2 separate regions of the Mus musculus genome follow, and region 2 is linked to region 1. Evidence: chromatin loops called from intact Hi-C (ENCODE). Cell type or tissue: heart. All regions are shown on one strand. Links, peaks and the distances in the headings refer to the core of each region. The heading gives the core; the rest is flanking DNA. Region 1 overlaps Mrc1 (mannose receptor, C type 1). Region 2 overlaps Cubn (cubilin (intrinsic factor-cobalamin receptor)).

Region 1 (17,556 bases), core at 5,711-13,710:
CCTCGTTTGGTTAATTCTTTGAATAGTTCTTCTTGTTTCCACTTGGTTGATTTCACCCCTGAGTTTGATTATTTCCTGCCGTCTACTCCTCTTGGGTGAATTTGCTTCCTTTTTTTCTAGAGCTTTTAGATGTGTTGTCAAGCTGCTAGTATGTGCTCTCTCCCGTTTTTTCTTGAAGGCACTCATAGCTATGAGTTTCCCTCTTAGAAATGCTTTCATTGTGTCCCAAAGGTTTGGGTACGTTGTGGCTTCATTTTCATTAAACTCTAAAAAGTCTTTAATTTCTTTCTTTATTCCTTCCTTGACCAAGGTATCATTGAGAAGAGTGTTGTTCAGTTTCCATGTGAATGTTGGCTTTCTGTTATTTATTTTGTTATTGAAGATCAGCCTTAGTGCATGGTGATCTGATAGGATACATGGGACAATTTCAATATTTTTGAATCTGTTGAGGCCTGATTTGTGACCTATTATGTGGTCAATTTTGGAGAAGGTACCATGAGGTGCTGAGAAGAAGGTATATCCTTTTGTTTTAGGGAAAAATGTTCTGTAGATATCTGTCAGATCCATTTGTTTCATCACTTCTGTTAGTTTCAGTGTGTCCCTGTTTAGTTTCTGTTTCCATGATCTGTCCATTGGTGAAAGTGGTGTGTTGAAGTCTCCCACTATTATTGTGTGAGGCGCAATGTGTGCTTTGAGCTTTACTAAAGTTTCTTTAGTGAATGTGGCTGCTCTTGTATTTGGAGCATAGATATTCAGAATTGAGAGTTCCTCTTGGAGGATTTTACCTTTGATGAGAATGAAGTGTCCCTCCTTGTCTTTTTTGATGACTTTGGGTTGGAAGTCAATCTTATCAGATATTAGGATGGCTACTCCTGCTTGTTTCTTCATACCATTTGCTTGGAAAATTGTTTTCCAGCCTTTCATTCTGAGGTAGTGTCTATCTTTTTCTCTGAGATGAGTTTCCTGTAAGCAGCAAAATGTTGGGTCTTGTTTGTGTAGCCAGTTTGTTAGTCTATGTCTTTTTATTGGCGAGTTGAGACCATTGATGTTAAGAGATATTAAGGAAAAGTAATTGTTGCTTCCTGTTATTTTAGTTGTTAAAGGTGGCATTCTGTTCTTGTGGCTGTCTTCTTTTAGGTTTGTTGAGGGATTACCTTCTTGTTTTTTCTAGGGCGTTGTTCCCGTTCTTGTATTGGTTTTTTTCTGTTATTATCCTTTGAAGGGCTGGATTCGTGGAGAGATAATGCGTGAATTTGGTTTTGTCGTGGAATACTTTGGTTTCTCCCTCTATGATAATTGAGAGTTTGGCTGGGTATAGTAGCCTGGGCTGCAGTTTGTGTTCTCTTAGTGTCTGTATAACATCTGTCCAGGCTCTTCTGGCTTTCATAGTCTCTGGTGAAAAATCTGGTGTAATTCTGATAGGCTTGCCTTTATATGTTACTTGACCTTTTTCCCTTACTGCTTTTAGTATTCTATCTTTATTTAGTGCATTTGATGTTCTGATTATTATGTGTCGGGAGGAATTTCTTTTCTGGTCCAGTCTATTTGGAGTTCTGTAGGCTTCTTGTATGTTCATATGCATCTCATTCTTTAGATTTGGGAAGTTTTCTTCAATAATTTTGTTGAAGATGTTTGCTGGACCTTTGAGTTGAAAATCTTCATTCTCATCCACTCCTATTATCCGTACGTTTGGTCTTCTTATTGTGTCCTGGATTTCCTGGATATTTTGAGTTAGGATCTTTTTGCATTTTCCATTTTCTTTGATTGTTGTGCTGATGTTCTCTATGGAATCTTCTGCACCTGAGATTCTCTCTTCCATCTCTTGTATTCTGTTGCTGATGCTCAAATCTATGGTTCCAGATTTCTTTCCTAGGGTTTCTATCTCTAGTGTTGCCTCGCTTTGAGTTTTCTTTATTGTGTCTACTTCCCTTTTTAGGTCTAGTATGGTTTTGTTCATTTCCATCACCTGTTTGTATGTTTTTTCCTCTTTTTCTGTAAGGACTTCTACCTGTTTGATTGTGTTTTCCTGTTTTTCTTTAAGGACTTGTAACTCTTTAGCAGTGTTTTCCTGTATTTCTTTAAGTGATTTATTAAAGTCCTTCTTGATGTCCTCTACCATCATCATGAGATATGCTTTTAAATCTAGGTCTAGGTTCTCAGGTGTGTTGGGGTTCCCTGGACTGGGCGAAGTGGGTGTGCTGGGTTCTGGTGATGGTGAGTGGTCTTGGTTCCTGTTAGTAAGATTCCTCCGTTTACCTTTCGCCATCTGGTAATCTCTGGAGTTAGTAGTTATAGTTGACTCTGTTTAGAGATTGTTCTTCTGGTGATTCTGTTACCGTCTATCAGCAGACCTGGGAGACAGATTCTCTCCTCTGAGTTTCAGTGCTCAGAGCACTCTCTGCTGGCAAGCTCTCTTACAGGGAAGGTGCGCAGATATCTTGTATTTGGACCTCCTCCTGGCCGAAGAAGAAGGCCCAAAACAGGACCTTTCTCAGACACTGTGTTGCTTTGGCAGTTCCCAGGTGGTACAGACTCTCACCTAAGCAGACTAAATTCCTAAGTTCCTTGGAGTCCCGGGACCAAGATGGCGACCGCTGCTGCTGTGGCTTAGGTCGCCTCCCCAGCCGGGCGGGCACCTGTCCTCTGGTCCGGAAGGTGGCCGGCTGTCCCCGGCCCACACAGGGTGCTGCCTCAGCGCCTCTGTGCTTCTGCCTGTTCCAGAAGCTGTCAGGTTCTCTGGCGCACCCTCTCACCTGTTCAGACTAATTTCCTAAGTTCGGCGGGTCCCGGACCAAGATGGCGACCGCTGCTGCTGTGGCTTAGGCCGCCTCCCCAGCCGGGTGGGCACCTGTCCTCTGGTCCGGAAGGTGGCCGGCTGTCCCCGGCCCACGCAGGGTGCTGCCTCAGCGCCTCTGTGCTTCCGCCTGTTCCAGAAGCTGTCAGGTTCTCTGGCGCACCCTCTCACCTGTTCAGACTTATTTCCTAAGTTCGGCGGGTCCCGGACCAAGATGGCGACCGCTGCTGCTGTGGCTTAGGTCGCCTCCCCAGCCGGGCGGGCACCTGTCCTCCGGTCCGGAAGGTGGCCGGCTGTCCCAGGCCCACACAGGGTGCTGCCTCAGCCCCTCTGTGCTTCTGCCTGTTCCAGAGGCTGTCAGGTTCTCTGGAGCACCCTCTCACCTGTTCAGACTAATTTCCTAAGTTCGGCGGGTCCCGGACCAAGATGGCGACCCGCTACATTTCATTCTTACATGCAGGGGATGAGCGCACTGTTTCACCACTTTGATTGCCTTTTTTGAGCATGGTAGATATTCAGTAAGCAACCCATGGATTGAATTCTACTTTATGTTTAATGCAGGACGAAAGGCGGGATGTGTTGCCATGAAAACCGGAGTGGCAGGTGGCTTATGGGATGTTTTGAGTTGTGAAGAAAAGGCAAAATTTGTGTGCAAACATTGGGCAGAAGGAGTGACTCGCCCACCAGAGCCCACAACAACTCCTGAACCCAAATGTCCAGAAAACTGGGGTACCACCAGTAAAACCAGCATGTGTTTCAAAGTAAGGATCACTCGCCAAATTAATAAAGAACCTGAAACATCCAAGAACTAAAGCCAAACTACAGAAGATGCAACTTCCAGCTTCATTTCCAGCTGTAGACATTTTAATGTGATTTTATTGATAACACTTTGCATAGAGATAAATGACTCATTAATGGAGACCCACAAACACAGACAACAGCCCAGACAGGACTCTCAGACCTCTTGCCTCATCTGCTTTGTTGTAATCATTCCATCTTTGTTTCTCCTCTGTGACTTCCTAGCCCTGTATTGAGCTTGTAATGCTTGTTTTAAGAAAACATCTGTTCTTCCTTACTTTAACCTCTGGCATTTTCTTTTGCCCTTGCCTTCAAGCCCGAGCTTTAGCTAACTTAATTGAGAAACTGGTCTACAATTATATTGTGTCAGTATTACATAGTTCATGTTGTGTTTCTCTAACTTATCACCTAATGATTATAATGATGGATGGTGAAAGTGTTGCTCCTCAATTCCTTTAAATAAGGATTCATTGTTCTGTCATTATTTTTACATATTCTTAGACTGAACCCTCTATTTTCTGCTATGCAACCACCAAAATAATCAACGAGTCAAACACAAATAGGAACAAACAAAACCAGAACCAATCAAACAAACAGAACATCACAACTCCAATGTAATAAGGATTTGGTCCCCCCGCCCCCATATTGCCATAAACTTCACAGAAAAATTTAGATTTATGCTAACACAGAAATGTATCTAGTACTTAATGATAAATTCATATGCTCAGGACCTCTCTTGTCCAATTCCTTTCAAAGATACAGGATCCTGACATGCTCCAGAAGACAGTTTGGTGAGATGCTTGAAGAATTCAATCAAAGCCTAGGAATGTAGCACAGGGTAGAGTGTTTGCATAGCAAGTGGGAGACACTGGGTCCATCCCCAGTGCTAAATAAAGAAAAGAAAATCTTTGAGAAAATTCTGTCTGGTCTCTAACTGGAGAAGGGAATGTCTAGTTGAGCTGGAACTCCTATTTGTAGACGTGGGGATCCATGAGTTGTTTAATCTTCTTTGACTATTAAGAGCTAAACATAATTCTCATGAAAGGGACTATATGGGGCAGGGCAAGAGAGGATTTATAAAATAGATTCTGGATATTATACATCACCATTCAAATGCCACACCTATCACGGTACAAATACCTGAAGGTAAAGTAGGCTGTAGAGACTAAGCACAATAGAATTGTCTGTAGCTATGCTGTGAACTAGAATTCCAGTCACTCCAAAATCCAGGTGTTCAACCGATCCAGTTATATGCCTCAGTATGAATTATGTGGTTTAGGAAGTATTTGGAGTAGTATGTGTTACATATATAAAAACTATCCTTATAAATTCTAAGATGTGGAAATTGATTACATTTGGTGGGTAGGTAAGTTAAGGAAACAAATTCAATATCAGGATACAGGAAGCTGAGATAGGATTGAGGGAAATGCTCTTGAGACACACTTACTTGTGGTGCTCAAGCCAAGTCCAGGTCAAGGTATTGGTGTTAACCACCTAGGCAGCCACAACCCACAGGAAGCTAATTCCTTTTCTTCAAGGGTATGGTGATAAGAGCCATGACACTATGACACATGAACAATAATGGAGAAAACTTTAAAAACTTGGTGGTTCTAGTGACCTCTGGTTCTGCTTGTTTAGTGGTATTGGTGTGATTCTTTTTTTCTTTTTTAAAAAACAGAAATGATATCTTTCTTGACCTAGGTATCCTTGGCCCAAAAACAGTCACCAAAAATAAACCTGAGAGAATAACTCCCAGTTTCATTGCCTGAGTGCCAACAAAGGTTAAAGATGAAGCTGTTAGTCAGATTAAGCAAAGCAGAAACGTAGTTTCTGAAAGAGAATTATAGAAAAAACTGTCAAATTGAAAGAAAATAAAAATAATAATAATGACAATAATAATAAAGGCAAAGCAAGAGTAACTCCCAAGAGTACAAGGAATTTTCCAAAGAGGAAAGACTGCTGATCTTCTTTGTCCTGTTTAATTCTATGGTAGACACTGGACAAAGACTAAGGTAATTTCATTGGTTGACCAACTAGTTGGTACAACTAGTTGTGCATATTCTTCTGGCCCAACCAATGAAATAGTCATGCCCTGTTCCTGTGTAGCTTACCCATTTAGTGATAGGTGGAACCTCTCTTTATTCCCTACAGACTTCATCTTTATTAGTTAGACTGTGAGTTTCTGCTAGCTGTCAGTCACTGGTCCATCTCTTCCTCTGTACTTGCACAGGGTCAATAAATAATCCAATGCTTCTTGTTCCTCATCAGTTGCATTGGTTGTAGTTCACTTTAGTGGTCTAGGCTATCCTTCCTGGAATGGGTAGGCCTTCTTAGCAGATACGTTTATTTGTTCTAGTTAGGTGCATTAGAAGATGTATGGAAGGAGAGTGGAGGCTCCCTTGTGTTCCTCATGAGCTTCAGCAGACCAGTGAGCTGCTCAGGGACCTGTCCCTTCTCTTGCCTGTTCAGTTTGGCATCTTGCATTCTGTTGCAAACTTCTTTGTTTCCCTAACATTCCTTTTTCCTTGAATCCTTTCTCACTATAACACTTGAGCCACTTGACATTTTGACCATGGACCCTTTCCCTTACCCCCTAGAGTTAGCTAGCTCTTGTGCCATTAAGCATGCCCTACACCAACTGTGCATCCTATTTGCAGTTCTCAGGATGATAGGACCTAGTACTTCCTTACACAGTCTGTTAGTCTTAATTTAACATTAACCCACTTCTGTCAGATGAAAGTCTGCTGTGGTGTATGTTCTAGTAGTTTTTAAGATATGCAGACTTAAAGAAAAGAGTCAACAGTTTTTGAAGGACACCACCAACATGGTTGAAAGTTTGCCAGGCTATTCATTATTTAAACTGAACAGGATGACAAAGGTAACAGCCTTTTGCTAATTCATGTTTATTTTCTCTGTTTCAAAACTTTGTTTTGTGTGTGTGTGTGTGTCCCAATACAATTTTTAATACTTAACCAAATTACTCTTTCTCTCTTTCACAATGATCTGTATACACAGTCCACATGTCTTCAGCTTCCAATATTTTAATCTAACTTCTCCTAGGCTTTAAATTGCTTTTATTTTGTAAGGCTTTCTCAATGAAATCACCTCCCGCCCCTTGTTTAGTTATCCAAAAGTTACCCAGAAATTGATTTTCAATCAAGAGACCTGCATTGGTTAGGAACATGGCACTGCTTGCTTTGTCTATAAATGATATCTCATTGAAAGTAGATGACTTCTTTGTTTTGATCCAATCAGCTACCAAATGTAACATAATTTCCAATCTCCCCGTTTTTAGCTGTATGCAAAAGGAAAGCATGAAAAGAAAACGTGGTTTGAATCTCGAGATTTTTGCAAAGCTATAGGTGGAGAGCTGGCGAGCATCAAGAGTAAAGATGAACAGCAAGTGATTTGGAGGCTGATTACGTAAGTCTCTCTTCCGCCCAGGGCTGCTGTGTGTTACCCCCATGGCTCCTATAATGCTGAGAAAATATTGATTACGTTTCAGTTCACAATCCTTTAATATTATAAATCTTACAACCAATCACTTTATAAGTGTACAAGACCCCCAACACACCTTTGAATGAGTGAATGTCTTTAGATGCCTTATTAAGATCCTCTCCCCTCCCCAGTAGTGCTCCAGGGTTCAGAATATTGATAAGTGGTATACAAATTCACATTTTCTAAGTCACTTTTCTCTATGACTTAAAGGTGACAGAGTTTATTGTGGCTTATAGCTCGAGAGGTTGTTCATATCTGTTATGGCAGGGAGAGCATGGTAATAGGAGTAGAAGACCCACTGGTTACATTACATTGGCAATATGAAAGTTGGATTGGCATTAGGAAACAGGAAATTAGAGGGGTACTTAGCTAGCTAGTATTGGACACAAGTCCAAGGAATGGTGCCACCTACTTTTAGAGTGGGTATTCCCACTTCAATCTAATCGAGATAATTCCTCACAGGTGTTCGTCAAGACTAACATAATCTAGATAACTTTTCAGAGATGTGTCCAGAGACTTGTTTGCTAGATGATTCTACAGCCCATCAAGTGTAAAATCAATATTAACCATCAGAGGCAAATTTTGTAGGACACATTTAATTGTTATTCTCTTTGCTTGTGTATTATCTAATGTGTGTTTCAGAGGGATCTATCAACTCTTGATGGTCCTTTGAAAGACTGAAAACCTTCCAGGATGAGGTATCTTCTTTCTTTTTATGTTGCAGGAGCAGTGGAAGCTACCATGAGCTGTTTTGGTTGGGACTGACCTATGGAAGTCCTTCAGAGGGGTTCACCTGGAGTGATGGTTCTCCCGTAAGTAGTTTTAAATCTCTCTCTCTCTCTCTTTTTTACCCTGTAGTGTATTTATTTTGGCATTATTATTTGGACTTATTGGTGTTTTATCAAGATATGTCATTAAGACAGTTGGAGACATTTTTATGTAAGATAAATACAAGTTTAGTATACACTGTCCAGCCCTGGCCTCCACATACTTTAAGCATAGTTGTGGATGAGAATAACCTAAGGAATGAAAAACCATGCCTCCCAGTTTATACCAAATGACTCAATTCTACACAAAGCCAGCATGTAGATGATTAAATATCTTCAAAGCTCTTTTGCAGGTGCCTTTAGTTCAGTGAAACTGGACACAACTTTGGTAGCCATTAGAGTCAGATGGACTTCTCCAAATTTGAGAAATGGGAAGCTCTGGCTTTTGCTAGCAACATTTAGCAGTCCTGGTCATCCTGGGAAAGGATGTTTTATGATATTAACACTATTTTCTCTTGGAACCCACAGGCATCTTCCAAGGTACTTGTTTAAGTGACATGGTTTCTTTGGTGGCTGCATCGGTGTCTGGATTTCATGTTTATGGAAAACTGATCATAATTCTTAATCCAGACCCCTTCAGACTCTGATCACTGAAAACTACCCACATTCCCAAGTTGTTTCCATTGTTCATTTTGGCAAAGGCTGGTCGTTCAGTTAGTCACATTTTATAAGACTTTTTCTTCTCTAATTATTTTTCTGTAGCCTGTGTAATAGATGAAAAGCTTCCAACAACTTACTGAAATATCATCCCTTAAGAACAGGCTGTAAATTTAGGAAATTGCGACTACCGACTGAGATATGGAAGTTTCTTGCTAACTTTTTCCTACATATAAATCCCATTGCTTGTGGCCCTGGATTCATTCTATTTAATGGGAATAAAGGAAATGTTATAAAAACCAATTCCCTACTCTAGTCTGCTTAAAAGTTTCCATGTAATAAAAGCTGTTTCTTTCTCACCCATGTCCATAAAATGTGCTTCCATAGCTAAAAGTAAAAAGCAAATGAATGAAGAATCCAAACAGCCCCTCTTTTTCCTTTCCCAATTTGAATTTGCACTGGTGTGGTATACGTGGTTAATATCTGCAGCCTAATGTGGTGTTCGTGGTATATCTGCAGCCTAATGTGGTATACGTGGTATATCTGCAGCCTAATGTGGTATACGTGGTATATCTGCAGCCTAATGTGGTGTTTCTAGCACAGCATAGCAACCTGGTGTTGTGGTTCAGATCAAGTGTGATGTTTCCACCATAGGTTTCCTATGAAAATTGGGCTTACGGTGAACCAAATAATTACCAAAATGTTGAATATTGTGGTGAGCTGAAAGGTGACCCTGGCATGTCCTGGAATGATATCAACTGTGAACACCTCAACAACTGGATTTGTCAGATACAAAAAGGTACAAATCTGTCCCCTCTTTTTCTTACATTACAGAGCTAGCCTTCTGATACCCCAATTTGTTTCCTCCATTGGCACAAACAAACAAAAATACCAGCATCAGGGAACTGTGGGGCCCTTATTTCACAGGATAAGAATGGGGACGTTGGAAACAGATAAGTGTTCCAAAGGAACAGAAGATCAAAAGGCCACCAAGAATCCTGGATTAGAGTCACGTCCTTAAAAACATTCCCATCAGCAGCCGGGACTCTGGCCATCCACTGCAGCTGCAGGGGCTAATGGGAGACCTGCCCTTTAGTGCTGTAGAAAGGCAATGCAGTTTTGCTTTCTGGAACTTTCACCCTCTGACCTTCTATTTTATCCCTGAAACAGGTACAAGCTCCCTTCAACCTGATATTTTAATATCCATAACACAGAACCAGCAGTATAGGGAAGGCCGTGGTGTTGTGGGACTCACATGATATTATTTATGATATCTTGGAAATTAGAGCAAAGACAGGTTAGGCATTGTGGTCAGAGGAGCTGGGTTATGACACCGAGGAAACAAGCTGACCCTTGAATTAAAACATATTGACGCCATAGCAATAAGAGGATGGAACCACATTGCCCTCTGCTGTTGGGGAATCATGGCCGCTGCCCCCATTCTGCAGTTAAGAGACCCGGTACTGCCCTCTGCTGGCTGGATGCACATGTTTCCACATTCTGGATTAGTATCCTTTTGAATTTAAATTTAAAAACAGTCTCCTGCTGCCTGCCAGTGACTCACTGTGGCCTCTTTATGTTGTTAGTAGCTTTGTTTTACTCTGGCAGATAGAAAATATGTTACAGGTCGCCATCTTGGTTCCGGGACTCAGCAGAACTTAGGAAATTAGTCTGAACAGGTCAGAGGGTGCGCCAGAGAACCGGACAGCTTCTGGGACGGGCGGAAGCACAGAGCTGCTGAGGCAGCAGCCTGGGCGGGCCGCAGACAACCGGCCACCATCCGGACCAGAGGACAGGTGTCCACCTGGCTTGGGAGGCGGCCTCAGCCTCAGCAGCAGCGGTCGCCATCTGGGTTCCGGGACTCCGCGGGACCTAGGAAATTAGTCTGAACAGGTTAGAGGGTGCACCAGAGAACCGGATAGCTTCTGGGACGGGCGGAAGCACAGAGCTGCTGAGGCAGCAGCCTGGGCGGGCCGCAGACAACCGGCCACCATCCGGACCAGAGGACAGGTGTCCGCCTGGCTTGGGAGGCAGCCTCAGCCTCAGCAGCAGCGGTCGCCATCTTGGTTCCGGGACTCAGCAGAACTTAGGAAATTAGTCTGAACAGGTTAGAGGGTGCGCCAGAGAACCGGACAGCTTCTGGGACGGGCAGAAGCACAGAGCCGCTGAGGCAGCACTCTTGGCGGGCCACAGGCAGCCGGCCACCGTCCGGACCAGAGGACAGGTGTCCGCCTGGCTCGGGAGACGGCCTCAGCCTCAGGAGCAGCGGTCACCATCTTGGTTCCAGGACTCCCTGGAACTTAGGAATTTAGTCTGCACAGGTGAGAGTCTGCACCACAGAAGCTGACAGCTTCTGGGAACTGCCAAAGCAACACAGCTTCTGAGAGAGGCCCTGTTTTGGGCCTTCTTCTTCGACCAGGAGGAGGTCCAAAAACAAGATATCTGCGCACCTTCCCTGTAAGAGAGCTTGCCAGCAGAGAGTGCTCTGAGCACTGAAACTCAGAGGAGAGAATCTGTCTCCCAGGTCTGCTGAGAGACGGTAACAGAATCACCAGAAGAACAATCTCTAAACAGAGTCAACTATAACTACTAACTCCAGAGATTACCAGATGGCGAAAGGTAAACGTAGGAATCCTACTAACAGGAACCAAGACCACTCACCATCATCAGAACCCAGCACTCCCACTTCACCCAGTCCAGGGCACCCCAACACACCCGAAAACCTAGACCTAGATTTAAAAGCATATCTCATGATGATGGTAGAGGACATCAAGAAGGACTTTCATAAATCACTTAAAGAAATACAGGAGAGCACTGCTAAAGAGTTACAAGTCCTTAAAGAAAAACAGGAAAACACAATCAAACAGGTAGAAGTCCTTACAGAAAAAGAGGAAAAAACATACAAACAGGTGATGGAAATGAACAAAACCATACTAGACCTAAAAAGGGAAGTAGACACAATAAAGAAAACTCAAAGTGAGGCAACACTGGAGATAGAAACCCTAGGGAAGAAATCTAGAACCATAGACTCGAGCATCAGCAACAGAATACAAGAGATGGAAGAGAGAATCTCAGGTGCAGAAGATTCCATAGAGAACATCGGCACAACAATCAAAGAAAATGGAAAATGCAAAAAGATCCTAACTCAAAATATCCAGGAAATCCAGGACACAATGAGAAGACCAAACCTACGGATAATAGGAGTGGATGAGAATGAAGATTTTCAACTCAAAGGACCAGCAAACATCTTCAACAAAATTATTGAAGAAAACTTCCCAAATATAAAGAAAGAGATACCTATGAACATACAAGAAGCCTACAGAACTCCAAATAGACTGGACCAGAAAAGAAATTCCTCCCGACACATAATAATCAGAACAACAAATGCACTAAATAAAGATAGAATACTAAAAGCAGTAAGGGAAAAAGGTCAAGTAACATACAAAGGCAAGCCTATCAGAATTACACCAGATTTTTCACCAGAGACTATGAAAGCCAGAAGAGCCTGGACAGATGTTTTACAGACACTAAGAGAACACAAATTCCAGCCCAGGCTACTATACCCAGCCAAACTCTCAATTACCATAGATGGAGAAACCAAAGTATTCCATGACAAAACCAAATTCACACATTATCTCTCCACGAATCCAGCCCTTCAAAGGATAATAACAGAAAAAAACCAATACAAGAATGGGAACAACGCCCTAGAAAAAACAAGAAGGTAATGCCTCAACAAACCTAAAAGAAGACATCCACAAGAACAGAATGCCAACTTTAACAACAAAAATAACAGGAAGCAACAATTACTTTTCCTTAATATCTCTTAACATCAATGGTCTCAACTCCCCAATAAAAAGACATAGACTAACAAACTGGCTACACAAAAAAGACCCAACATTTTGCTATTTACAGGAGACACATCTCAGAGAAAGAGATAGACACTACCTCAGAATAAAAGGCTGGAAAAAATTTTCCAAGCAAATGGTATGAAGAAACAAGCTGGAGTAGCCATCCTAATATCTGATAAGATTGACTTCCAACCCAAAGTCATCAAAAAAGACAAGGAGGGGCACTTTGTTCTCATCAAAGGTAAAATCCTCCAAGAGGAACTCTCAATTCTGAATATCTATGCGCCAAATACAAGGGCAGCCACATTCATTAAAGAAACTTTAGTAAAGCTCAAAGCACACATTGCACCTCACACAATAATAGTGGGAGACTTCAACACACCACTTTCACCAATGGACAGATCACGGAAACAGAAACTAAACAGGGACACACTGAAACTAACAGAAGTGATGAAACAAATGGATCTGACAGATATCTACAGAACATTTTATCCTAAAACAAAAGGATATACCTTCTTCTCAGCACCTCATGGTACCTTCTCCAAAATTGACCACATAATAGGTCACAAAACAGGCCTCAACAGATTCAAAAATATTGAAATTGTCCCATGTATCCTATCAGATCACCATGCACTAAGGCTGATCTTCAATAACAAAAAAAAGAACAGAAAGCCAACACTCACATGGAAACTGAACAACACTCTTCTCAATGATACCTTGGTCAAGGAAGGAATAAAGAAAGAAATTAAAGACTTTTTAGAGTTTAATGAAAATGAAGCCACAACGTACCCAAACCTTTGGGACACAATGAAAGCATTTCTAAGAGGGAAACTCATAGCTCTGAGTGCCTCCATGAAGAAACGGGAGAGAGCACATACTAGCAGCTTGACAACACATCTAAAAGCTCTAGAAAAAAAGGAAGCAAATTCACCCAAGAGGAGTAGACGGCAGGAAATAATCAAACTCAGGGGTGAAATCAACCAAGTGGAAACAAGAAGAACTATTCAAAGAATTAACCAAACGAGGAGTTGGTTCTTTGAGAAAATCAACAAGATAGATAAACACTTAGCTAGACTCACTAGAGGGCACAGAGACAAAACCCTAATTAACAAAATCAGAACTGAAAAGGGAGACATAACAACAGATCCTGAAGAAATCCAAAACACCATCAGATCCTTCTACAAAAGGCTATACTCAACAAAACTGGAAAACCTGGACGAAATGGACAAATTTCTGGACAGATACCAGGTACCAAAGTTGAATCATGATCAAGTTGACCTTCTAAACAGTCCCATATCCCCTAAAGAAATAGAAGCAGTTATAAATATTCTCCCAGCCAAAAAAAGCCCAGGACCAGACGGGTTTAGTGCAGAGTTCTATCAGACCTTCAAAGAAGATCTAATTCCAGTTCTGCACAAACTTTTTCACAAGATAGAAGTAGAAAGTACACTACCCAACTCATTTTATGAAGCCACTATTACTCTGATACCTAAACCACAGAAAGATCCAACAAAGATAGAGAACTTCAAACCAATTTCTCTTATGAATATCGATGCAAAAATCCTCAATAAAATTCTCGCTAACCCAGTCCAAGAACACATTAAAGCAATCATCCATCCTGACCAAGTAGGTTTTATTCCAGGAATGCAGGGATGGTTTAATATACGAAAATCCATCAATGTAATCCACTATATAAACAAACTCAAAGACAAAAACCACATGATCATCTCGTTGGATGCAGAAAAAGCATTTGACAAGATCCAACACCCATTCATGATAAAAGTTCTGGAAAGATCAGGAATTCAAGGCCCATACCTAAATATGATAAAAGCAATCTACAGCAAACCAGTAGCCAACATCAAAGTAAATGGAGAGAAGCTTGAAGCAATCCCACTAAAATCAGGGACTAGACAAGGCTGCCCACTTTCTCCCTACCTTTTCAACATAGTACTTGAAGTATTAGCCAGAGCAATTCGACAACAAAAGGAGATCAAGGGGATACAAATTGGAAAAGAGGAAGTCAAAATATCACTTTTTGCAGATGATATGATAGTATATATAAGTGACCCTAAAAATTCCACCAGAGAACTCCTAAACCTGATAAACAGCTTCGGTGAAGTAGCTGGATATAAAATTAACTCAAACAAGTCAATGGCCTTTCTCTACACAAAGAATAAACAGGCTGAGAAAGAAATTAGGGAAACAACACCCTTCTCAATAGTCACAAATAATATAAAATATCTCGGCGTGACTCTAACTAAGGAAGTGAAAGATCTGTATGATAAAAACTTCAAGTCTCTGAAGAAAGAAATTAAAGAAGATCTCAGAAGATGGAAAGATCTCCCATGCTCATGGATTGGCAGGATCAATATTGTAAAAATGGCTATCTTGCCAAAAGCAATCTACAGATTCAATGCAATCCCCATCAAAATTCCAACTCAATTCTTCAACGAATTAGAAGGAGCAATTTGCAAATTCATCTGGAATAACAAAAAACCTAGGATAGCAAAAACTCTTCTCAAGGATAAAAGAACCTCTGGTGGAATCACCATGCCTGACCTAAAGCTTTACTACAGAGCAATTGTGGTAAAAACTACATGGTACTGGTATAGAGACAGACAAGTAGACCACTGGAATAGAATTGAAGACCCAGAAATGAACCCACACACCTATGGTCACTTGATCTTCGACAAGGGAGCTAAAACCATCCAGTGGAAGAAAGACAGCATTTTCAACAATTGGTGCTGGCACAACTGGTTGTTATCATGTAGAAGAATGCGAATTGATCCATACTTATCTCCTTGTACTAAGGTCAAATCTAAATGGATCAAAGAACTTCACATAAAACCAGAGACACTGAAACTTATAGAGGAGAAAGTGGGGAAAAGCCTTGAAGATATGGGCACAGGGGAAAAATTCCTGAACAGAACAGCAATGGCTTGTGCTGTAAGATCGAGAATTGACAAATGGGACCTAATGAAACTCCAAAGTTTCTGCAAGGCAAAAGACACCGTCAATAAGACAAAGAGACCACCAACAGATTGGGAAAGGATCTTTACCTATCCTAAATCAGATAGGGGACTAATATCCAACATATATAAAGAACTCAAGAAGGTGGACTTCAGAAAATCAAACAACCCCATTAAAAAATGGGGCTCAGAACTGAACAAAGAATTCTCACCTGAGGAATACCGAATGGCAGAGAAGCACCTGAAAAAATGTTCAACATCCTTAATCATCAGGGAAATGCAAATCAAAACAACCCTGAGATTCCACCTCACACCAGTCAGAATGTCTAAGATCAAAAATTCAGGTGACAGCAGATGCTGGCGAGGATGTGGAGAAAGAGGAACACTCTTCCATTGTTGGTGGGATTGCAGGCTTGTACAACCACTCTGGAAATCCGTCTGGCGGTTCCTCAGAAAATTGGACATAGTACTACCGGAGGATCCAGCAATACCTCTCCTGGGCATATATCCAGAAGATGCCCCAACTCGTAAGAAGGACACATGCTCCACTATGTTCATAGCAGCCTTATTTATAATAGCCAGAAGCTGGAAAGAACCCAGATGCCCCTCAACAGAGGAATGGATACAGAAAATGTGGTACATCTACACAATGGAGTACTACTCAGCTATTAAAAAGAATGAATTTATGAAATTCCTAGCTAAATGGATGGACCTGGAGGGCATCATCCTGAGTGAGGTAACACATTCACAAAGGAACTCACACAATATGTACTCACTGATAAGTGGATATTAGCCCAAAACCTAGGATACCCAAGATATAAGATACAATTTCCTAAACACATGAAACTCAAGAAAAATGAAGACTGAAGTGTGGACACTATGCCCCTCCTTAGAAGTGGGAACAAAACACCCATGGAAGGAGTTACAGAGACAAAGTTTGGAGCTGAGACGAAAGGATGGACCATGTAGAGACTGCCATATCCAGGGATCCATCCCATAATCAGCATCCAAACGCTGACACCATTGCATACACTAGCAAGATTTTATCGAAAGGACCCAGATGTAGTTGTCTCTTGTGAGACTATGCCGGGGCCTAGCAAACACAGAAGTGGATGCCCACAGTCAGCTAATGGATGGATCACAGGGCTCCCAATGGAGGAGCTAGAGAAAGTACCCAAGGAGCTAAAGGGATCTGCAACCCTATAGGTGGATCAACATTAAGAACTAACCAGTACCCCGGAGCTCTTGACTCTAGCTGCATATGTATCAAAAGATGGCCTAGTCGGCCATCACTGGAAAGAGAGGCCCATTGGACATACAAACTTTATATGCCCCAGAACAGGGGAGCGCCAGGGCCAAAAAGGGGGAGTGGGCGGGTAGGGGAGTGGGGGTGGGTGGGTATGGGGGACTTTTGGTATAGCATTGGAAATATAAATGAGCTAAATACCTAATAAAAAATGGAAAGAAAAAAAAAGTTGGGGGGGGGAGGGGAGAGGGAGAGAGAGAGAGAGAAAGAGAGAGAGAGAGAGAGAGAGAGAGAGAGAGAGAGAGAGAGAGAACTCAAAATGGCATGCATCTTTAAACTCTCAAAACCCACTTCCAGTTACTTACTTCCTTCAGCAAAGCCACAACTCCTAAGCTTCCACAAACAGCATCACCAATTAAGGACCAAGCATTCAAATGCCAGAGACTATGCGGAACATTTTCATTCAAACCACACATTGCAGAATCCAAGCAGCCTGGTTCCAGAACCTGACTGCTTAATTATTGAGCCATACTGCCTCTGGTGAAAGTGAATACACCATCTACAGGGAAGATTCTTCCGACCTGAAGTTCTGAGTGTAGATTTAACAATTAGGATCTTCACCAAGAAACTAGAGGACAGCTATTCTGTGTCACCAAGGGGATGGCAAATGGAAAGCATTCATCAACAGAGCAGGAAGAATGGTATAACATGAGGGTATTTGGATAACCTTGGTGAAATCCTGGCTTGCTGTGTCCCAACATCATGGTACCACTGGAAGGAGCCTTGCTTTCTTAACTATGAAGTGAAGGATCAGAATGGTTAGCTTGCAGTAGATAGTGTGCATGGAGTAGGTCTTCCAACTGAAATATCACTGGCTATAATGGGTGACCTACATCTCATACCTCTTGCATGGGATTTGAGATATTTGGTCGATAACATGTATGTCAAGGGGTTAAGGAGATGAAGTATGGCATTTTAA
Region 2 (8,000 bases), core at 1-8,000, 1.0 Mb before region 1:
CATTATGGGTTATTTTGCATCTTTGAAGATACCTCTGATGGTAAGTGATTTATTACATGGCTCACACTTCTAGCATCCTTTCTATAAAGCGATCAGAATATGATTATATTCGTAAATCTTCCTATCATGTCAGTCAGGCCACATTTATAAAGTGAACCAGGACAAAGAGAAGAATTTTCACAATAATAATAGTCATAGGATTTTTTTTTCTTTGCAGTGTGAGTTTGTGGAAGTCCCAAATAAAGTTGTTAAACCAATTAATTTCAAAGTTTTATCACATTCAGACAGTCTACATAAAGTTGGGGCTACTACATATATTCTATTCATGCTGGGAGACAGATGGTTGTTCTCCTATCAATATCTCTATGCTCATATGGCATGTGTCCATTGTGACACATTACATACCCATTAAATGCACAATAGTAAATGAAAGAGCTCCACAAAGTTTGACATTTTCAGGAATGTGCATTTTTAACAAGACCCCCAGATGATTCTTAGCTATAGGACTGTTTGAAAGCATCTTGCGACAGGACTACATTTAAATGGGTTAGTATGTCAGCAAGGGAGGTTTTGTCTCCTACTGAAAAAACAATTCTAGAAGTAACAGGACTTTATTTAGGCATGGCTTCATTACTTGCAGTGTCTGCAAATACGACGGCCACCATCCTGGCATCTTTACCTGTTCTGAATCCTGAAGTTCTAAGGAGCTCCTTGAGCAGTCTTGTGAGGGCAGCTGCAGTTTCCACACAGTTATCTGGACCTGCTGGTGTGGGGGAGCTTCAATGACCCAAGTACAGGTGGAAAATGGCCGTCTGATGTTTGACAACTGAGGTGATGATGTGTTTTGAGGCATCGAAGTTGCATTATATGTTCCCCCACAAGGCACTGAAGAGGGAGAAAGAAAATAATGTAGATGTTTTAATCATCTCTAATTATACATACTGTCTTTAACATCTTTCTCTGGCCTAGGAAACATGTTAATATTCTTTTAAGGATTTAGTAAATGTCGTGGTGACACAGGGCTGCAATCCTACCTTCATGCAAGCTTGAGGCTGAAGGATAAAATTCAAGGCCAGCCTGGCAACTTAGTGAGACGTTGTCAAAGAAAGGGAAACTGAGGGCAGGCAATCTAGCTCTTGTGTTTAATAATCCGCTAAAACTGTAATTAATTTACATGTAATATGCATGCATTCTTGTCTGTGCATAAGGACATATGTATTTCATAATCTGTCAGAATACTTACTGTCCACAAAGGTATATGTTGCATTAAATCCTCTCATTTGAATACTTATGTCAGAGACAAATTGAACTGTAAGAAAGTTGCCAGAAGAAATAAAAGGGGCAGGCCTACTGGAACCACAAAATCTTCCGCCTAAATATGAGTTTATGCTTGCACCATCTGCTATCTGGAAGAAAAAGTAGTTTATAGTAGTTAATTATTAATAAGGGAATTGCTATTTTGCACTAACTTACCTATGAGTTCACCATATATCTATGGTGATAGACAGACCATGGATTACGGATCTATATGTGGGTGTTCTTATAGGCAGTCTTAATTTATATTGATAATGCTATAATGACTTTCAGTGATGCCCATCATATATTTTTCTGTTAGGAAAAGTAATATATAATTGAAATAAACAACAACAACAACAAAAGCCCCCTGGCCTCAAAGTCATTAAACCCATTGCTATTCTCTCTGCTGCCTGAATTATCACCACGGTTTTTTTTTGTTGTTGTTGTTGTTTTGGTTTTTTTTTTTTTAAAGCTTCCTGGCTAGAACCAACCTTCCCACCTCTAACAGGTTGCTATTAAGATAAAGTCAGCAACAGAGGAATGGATACAGAAAATGTGGTACATCTACACAATGGAGTACTACTCAGCTATTAAAAAGAATGAATTTATGAAATTCCTAGCCAAATGGATGGACCTGGAGGGCATCATCCTGAGTGAGGTAACACATTCACAAAGAAACTCACACAATATGTATTCACTGATAAGTGGATATTAGCCCCAAACCTAGGATACCCAAGATATAAGATATAATTTGCTAAACACATGAAACTCAAGGAGAATGAAGACTGAAGTGTGGACACTATGCCCCTCCTTAGATTTGGGAACAAAACACCCATGGAAGGAGTTACAGAGACGGAGTTTGGAGCTGAGATGAAAGGATGGACCATGTAGAGACTGCCATAGCCAGGGATCCACCCCATAATCAGCATCCAAACGCTGACACCATTGCATACACTAGCAAGATTTTATTGAAAGGACGCAGATGTAGCTGTCTCTTGTGAGACTATGCCGGGGCCCAGCAAACACAGAAGTGGATGCTCACAGTCAGCTAATGGATGGATCATAGGGCTCCCAATGGAGGAGCTAGAGAAAGTAGCCAAGGAGCTAAAGGGATCTGCAACCCTATAGGTGGAACAACATTATGAGCTAACCAGTACCCCGGAGCTCTTGACTCTAGCTGCATATGTATCAGAAGATGGCCTAGTCGGCCATCACTGGAAAGAGAGGCCCATTGGACTTGCAAACTTTATATGCCCCAGTACAGGGGAATTCCAGGGCCAAAAAGGGGGAGTGGGTGGGCAGGGGAGTGGGGGTGGGTGGATATGGGGGACTTTTGGTATAGCATTGGAAATGTAAATGAGTTAAATACCTAATAAAAAATGGAAAAAAAAAAAAAAAGATAAAGTCAGACCAGGAGCTGCCTAACTGCTTCCTACCCTCTTAACACAAAGGCTACATCCATTACAACAGTGATCCAGACCTAATGGAATGGCTTTTCCTCCCACACAGACCTCAGGGGTCTGCTCTGCTTGATTGAGATTCTTGAACATCCCCAGCTCAGTCTAGCTTCCCAGCTATTGCATCTGCCTTCCTTTGCCCAGACCACCCTTGCTGGTATTCATGGAGTCTGTTGAGGTCTCTCTTCCTCTATCATCCACCAGCAATGCCTTCCCTAAAGTGAACACTGCCCACATCCCCTGACTCCTTTCCTCAGGACAAGTATTACTGTCAACATGTTACACATTTAACTTGCCAATTCTATTGCCTTTCCTTCTAAAATGAATACAACATTCCACAGAAGCACAGAATTTTATTCTGTTCCGCCATATCGCCCCAGACCTTAAGAGTGTGTAATGCATAAACCATGCTTACTCGCTTCTTGGTAAGTGCTTTGACCCTTCCCTATGACCCACATGCCTTGGTTTGTTTTATGTTGCTGTACCAGAGTACCATAGACCATGTCATTTATACACAAGTAAGTTAATTGTGATATTTCTGAGGATTGAGGAACATTCAGAATTCAAGGGGCAGACTTTGATGAGGGCCTTCTTGCCTTCTAACATATGAGCATCCTAAGAAGATCATCAGGAGCATGCCAGCTCGGCAATCTCTTCCTCTCCTGGGGTGATACTATTCACCCCATGATAGGAACCCCACTCTCATGACTTCATCTAACCCCAGTTATACCTCAAAGCCCCCCATACCTTTAGCATATGGATATAAGGTTTACATTTCTACCACAGGTACTTGAGTGATATGTACACACCACAGCATCACCCTTCCCTAAAATATTCTCCCTGAGTCTACTCTATCTCAATAAACAGCTCAAGTCTAAATTCCAGTCATACTCAACTCTCCCATTCCCATGATAAGCATCCCCACTTTGTTCCACTTTCGAAATATATTGTATCAATGCCATGTGACACAGTTTCTTCAGAACATGGCTCACAGATCAATTGCACAGAGCACTCACAGAGTTCTGCACCGTAGTGCCCAGGTGTTTGATGACCTAGAGTATGTGTCTATTCTTCCTACAAAACTATACCTTGTACCCAATGCAGAACTTGCAAGCCCTGGTCAATGCTGTTGCTTCTCTCCCTTCCCAGTGCTTGCTGCCTCTGACAGTCTCCTCCCTTGGAGACATAGTCTTTCTTGAAGGACTGATAATCCCTAGTCATAGACCTTTTACTCAAATGTCACCTCCCCTGAGAGTCTAATCCCACACAGTGGGGCCCTCCTCCAATACCATCTTGTTTTATTTTACTGTGATGAAACTCAATCAATGTAATGCTTATTTACTTTGATTGGGCGCCCCCTCTGCACAAGTGTGAGTTTCACAGGAAGAGAAACGGAGTTATGCTCAGAAGTGTCTCTAGCATCCAGAACTACTGATGGCTTTCACAGATTTTTACAAACACCCAAAGAAATAGTGAGGATTTGTATATCCCTCAAACACTTTACTAAAAAATAAATAAATAAATAAATAAATTAATATAGTATGTTTTCATTTTTATGTCTATGTTGTTAATTTTTATTGTACTTTAATAATGATTTTCTGTGTTTCTGTAGCCCTGAATATGAGTTCATAACAGAACCACATTAGATCAGAAATCTCAGAGTAGTGTGGCCACTGATGTTATAAAATGAACATGATAAATTTCAAAATTAAAAAATGAAACAAAACTGACCACTAGATGGTGCTGTCTCTTCTATATGAATTCACGAGGAGCACAGAAAAGTGAAGTTCTGTAGTCAAACACCCTCACTTTATAGAGAAGAGTTGCCAAGTTAAAGACAACATACTTTTTCTGCTAAGTGAGGTTTCATTACAACCACTGTGGTCTATACAAGCTTTCACTTGTATCATGTACCTGGCTTGTGTTGGGTAGTGTGTATATGGAGAGACATAAGAGCATTTATGTACCTTCAAGGTGCTCATAAAATAGTGAGAAGAAAGAGCTAAATATAAACGTATGTGCGCGCATGTGCGTGTGTGTGTGTGTGTGTGTGTCTGTGTGTGTGTTGCTGTTTACAGATATATCTACAAATATGCATGGAAAAATATAAAAAAGAAACCAAAGAAAAGAAAAGGTAATTCTGTCAAATAATATCAAGGAGATTCATACTATAAAAGAGAGAGAGAGTCGGGGAAGACCACCCAGTTCATGCCGAGGAGCCTGGGTCTTACTTTACAAGACCAACGTCAGTTAGAGACTGGTAGATGTGAGGGGCAGGACAAGGACAAGCTAGGGCTGGGTAGAAGGTGGCCCTGTGCTGGTACTATATTCATCCAACCACATTAAAGTAAGAGTTAGCGTAACTGATTGGAATATATAGTTACAAACTGCATGACTACTAGCCTCCTGTATGATCAAACCTGAAATTATTTCTCTGTTCTGTTCCTTGCCAACACCAAATCTCTTGCTGTGGGTAGACCCTGAACAACACTGGAGCAGGGACTGCATGTCTGTGGTGAGTTAGTGTCTGAACACTAACTCAGGCACACCTTGCCTTCTAGAAGCCTTGTTTCTTGGTGTCACTGTGACAAAATGCCTATAATAGTCAACTCAAGATATACTTTGTCTCTAGGACTCAGTCTTTGCACGACTAATCTCTATAGCAACACAGTTATAGAGCTTTGTTGTTCTAGGACTGTGTTAAGGTCATGACAGAAGGACACACAGGGGGTGGGGGTTATATACTTCACAGAAGCACTGATGCAGATAGAAAAGAGTGGTTGGGACTCAGGTATCTTTCAAACGGCAGTGTCCTCAGTAACCTACCTTCCTAACTGACTCCCATGCTACCAACCATGTCTTCTTAACGGCTGTGCTTTGGTGGGTCATGTAAGATTCAAAGTATCACAGTAATAATTATTTACTCTTTATGCATTTTTAAATGTTTGAGCTAATATCTATAATGAGGTAGACTGAAATTCACACTTATTTAATGAATAACTAAGTACATGAATGCTTAGTGGCAGTGCTATCTCCTAACCAATGCACCTAGGGTCTGCTGATGTTGTCCCTAAAGAGGCACACACCCTTCCCCAGTGCCTGATAATATGCAGAAGGGTTAAGCCCAGTGAGTTATTACAAGGGCTCCCAGAAAGCTCTAGGGAATGTTTTTATGCAAGTTTGATGTTCAGGAGTTTATAATTGGCCTTACAACAATAATTTGAAGCATTTAGTGTTTAGAAGTCACATTTCTGAATCCCATAGGATAGTAAGTACAGGGAATTTTCTCTTCAGATGGGACTGGAAACTTTAAAATATATCTGCCAAAACCAAGAGCACCAAGTTGAGGAAGAAACCTTGGGAAACTTCCACCAGTGTCATGTTTCCAGGTAGAGGAAGCAGGAGGACCACACTTTTGATGCCCTCAACCACCTTACTGTTGCTCAACACAAGGATGACTGAACTAACCAAGAGTTGGAGATTAGGTAGTACACAGCACTGTCCTTTCCCCTTATTTTTGGTCATGTCTTTCTTGTGGATATGCCTTGTTGATACTGTTCTCCATTTTATGGAGGCAACAATATGTGTGAGCTTTCATGATGCTGTTAAGTGCCATGGCATGCTCACATCTAAGAAGCCCGACATACTCTGTTCTGATCTCCTTTTCTACGTCAAGGGTATCTAACTTCTGTTTTCATGTTGTATAATGTATCTGTTTACAGGCCAGTCTCCCCCCCCCCCCAATCCCAATGAATTACATCTCCTTGGGGAACGTTCACTGCCACATCTCCCATATTATGTACCATGGCTACCAAACAACTCCATAGGACAGATGTGACGATGGTTTCAACAGTCATTGATCAGCCACAGTTCATTAATCTACAGCAGATGTCCCCCCTTGGTCCCCTAGTAAACACTCTCAAAGACAGCAGTGAAGGGAGTAGGCATAACTCAGCAATGGAACTGGTATAATCTGTCTTACACACTACTTATAGAGCTGTGTCATTAGCTTCTATAGAATGTCATTTTACCACAACATTTAACAATTTAAAAGGGGGGTAGTAAATACTGATATCACCTCAACATGATCTAGAATCACCAAGGGACCAACTTCTGGGCATGCCTGTGAGAAAGTGCCGAGATTGGGTTAACTGAATTTGAAAGAACCCACCCTAAATGTGGGCAGTACCAATTCATGATTTGGGACTCTAGACTGAATAAAAAGGAAAATATGAGCTGAGTGTCAGAACTGATCCCTCTGTGCTTTCTGGCTGTGGGACTACTTACTATCTGCCTTCAAATCTTACTACTTTTCAGGAACCCAGAGAAGCTGGTTTTAAATAACCTCTTAAGTAGTTCTGGCTACTTGGTCTCATTTTAGAGAAGGACTGAACTTGAATTAACACTTTTGTCCCACATTTTGTCACCTCTAGCCCCTCATGAACTCCCTCACAATGGCTGGCTTCTAGCCCCATGTCTTATTAAGATGGTTGTCACCCAATGGAATGGCTTTCTTCATCTCAGCTTTTCTTTGTCTGTGACCTACAGCTTAACACCACTGGCTACCCACACATCATTTGGAAAGGCATCTTCCCCTGACTTCCATGCACCACACTGTTCCTGGATGTCACAAGCTTTTCTCAGTCATCCATTTTCGTCCCTTCATCTTTGGTCCTCCCGGTGCATCCTGTCCTTGGCACCCTTCCTAGACGTCGATGGGAGTTTGGCCGTCTAGCTTCACACTGTCTTAAAAAAATGTTTCTTTGGAATTTTTAGGAAGCTTTGGATGCTATCTACGTAAATAAAAGGGACAGACCAATTACAGTGTATTTTTGCACTTCAGATACCATTTACATTAGGAATTGTGAAAGTCCTCTGACAACCTCACTCTGTCCGACTAATCTTCCCATGGATCGCTTCATAACAAGGCACTTAGCAAGACAGAACTGAATCTTGAAGCTAATGTTAGAAGTCACTTGAGATGTTTGAATGATGATATCAGAGATGAACTTGAACAGGAGGCTAGCAACTACAATATATATTGAAGCCACTGTAAGCAATAGTGTTCTCATTTTCAAGGCTTGTAGATAGTAAGCTAAAATCCCATTCGTTAGAGTAGACTGTTAAGGTGTAGCAGTCTTACCTGCACGTAATCAAAGGTGCATTTTCCTGGCGACGATGGTTCCTCCAGAGTAAATGCATTGAAGGTGAGCTTAACAAGTTTGTTTTCAGGGGCAATTATGTACC

Evidence for each region. Peaks named below come from ENCODE experiments on the same cell type or tissue, not always from the same donor. Only the 100,000 strongest peaks of a DNase experiment are listed, where the experiment ranks them.
Region 2: it touches region 1 in a loop (5-fold over the local background); 9 of 42 quality-filtered maps call a loop at or near these places.

Annotation. Positions count from the first base shown.
Region 1 is chr2:14,285,632-14,303,187 of GRCm38, forward strand. Mrc1 (mannose receptor, C type 1) reads left to right here. Exons shown (of 30, transcript NM_008625.2): 12 at 3,356-3,555; 13 at 6,888-7,015; 14 at 7,815-7,902; 15 at 9,169-9,313. Among named protein-coding and RNA genes, the nearest start is that of Mir511, 33 kb to the left of the region's middle. In heart, for the core only: a CTCF peak has its summit at 9,954 (motif pointing left); a DNase peak (open chromatin) is centred at 9,960.
Region 2 is chr2:13,286,302-13,294,301 of GRCm38, forward strand. Cubn (cubilin (intrinsic factor-cobalamin receptor)) reads right to left here. Exons shown (of 67, transcript NM_001081084.2): 60 at 7,897-8,000; 61 at 1,244-1,406; 62 at 680-885. Gm13270 (a long non-coding RNA gene) reads left to right here. Exons shown (of 3, transcript XR_865976.2): 2 at 1-40. Among named protein-coding and RNA genes, the nearest start is that of Gm13270, 19 kb to the left of the region's middle. In heart, for the core only: a CTCF peak has its summit at 4,481 (motif pointing right); no DNase peak of the experiment used is centred there.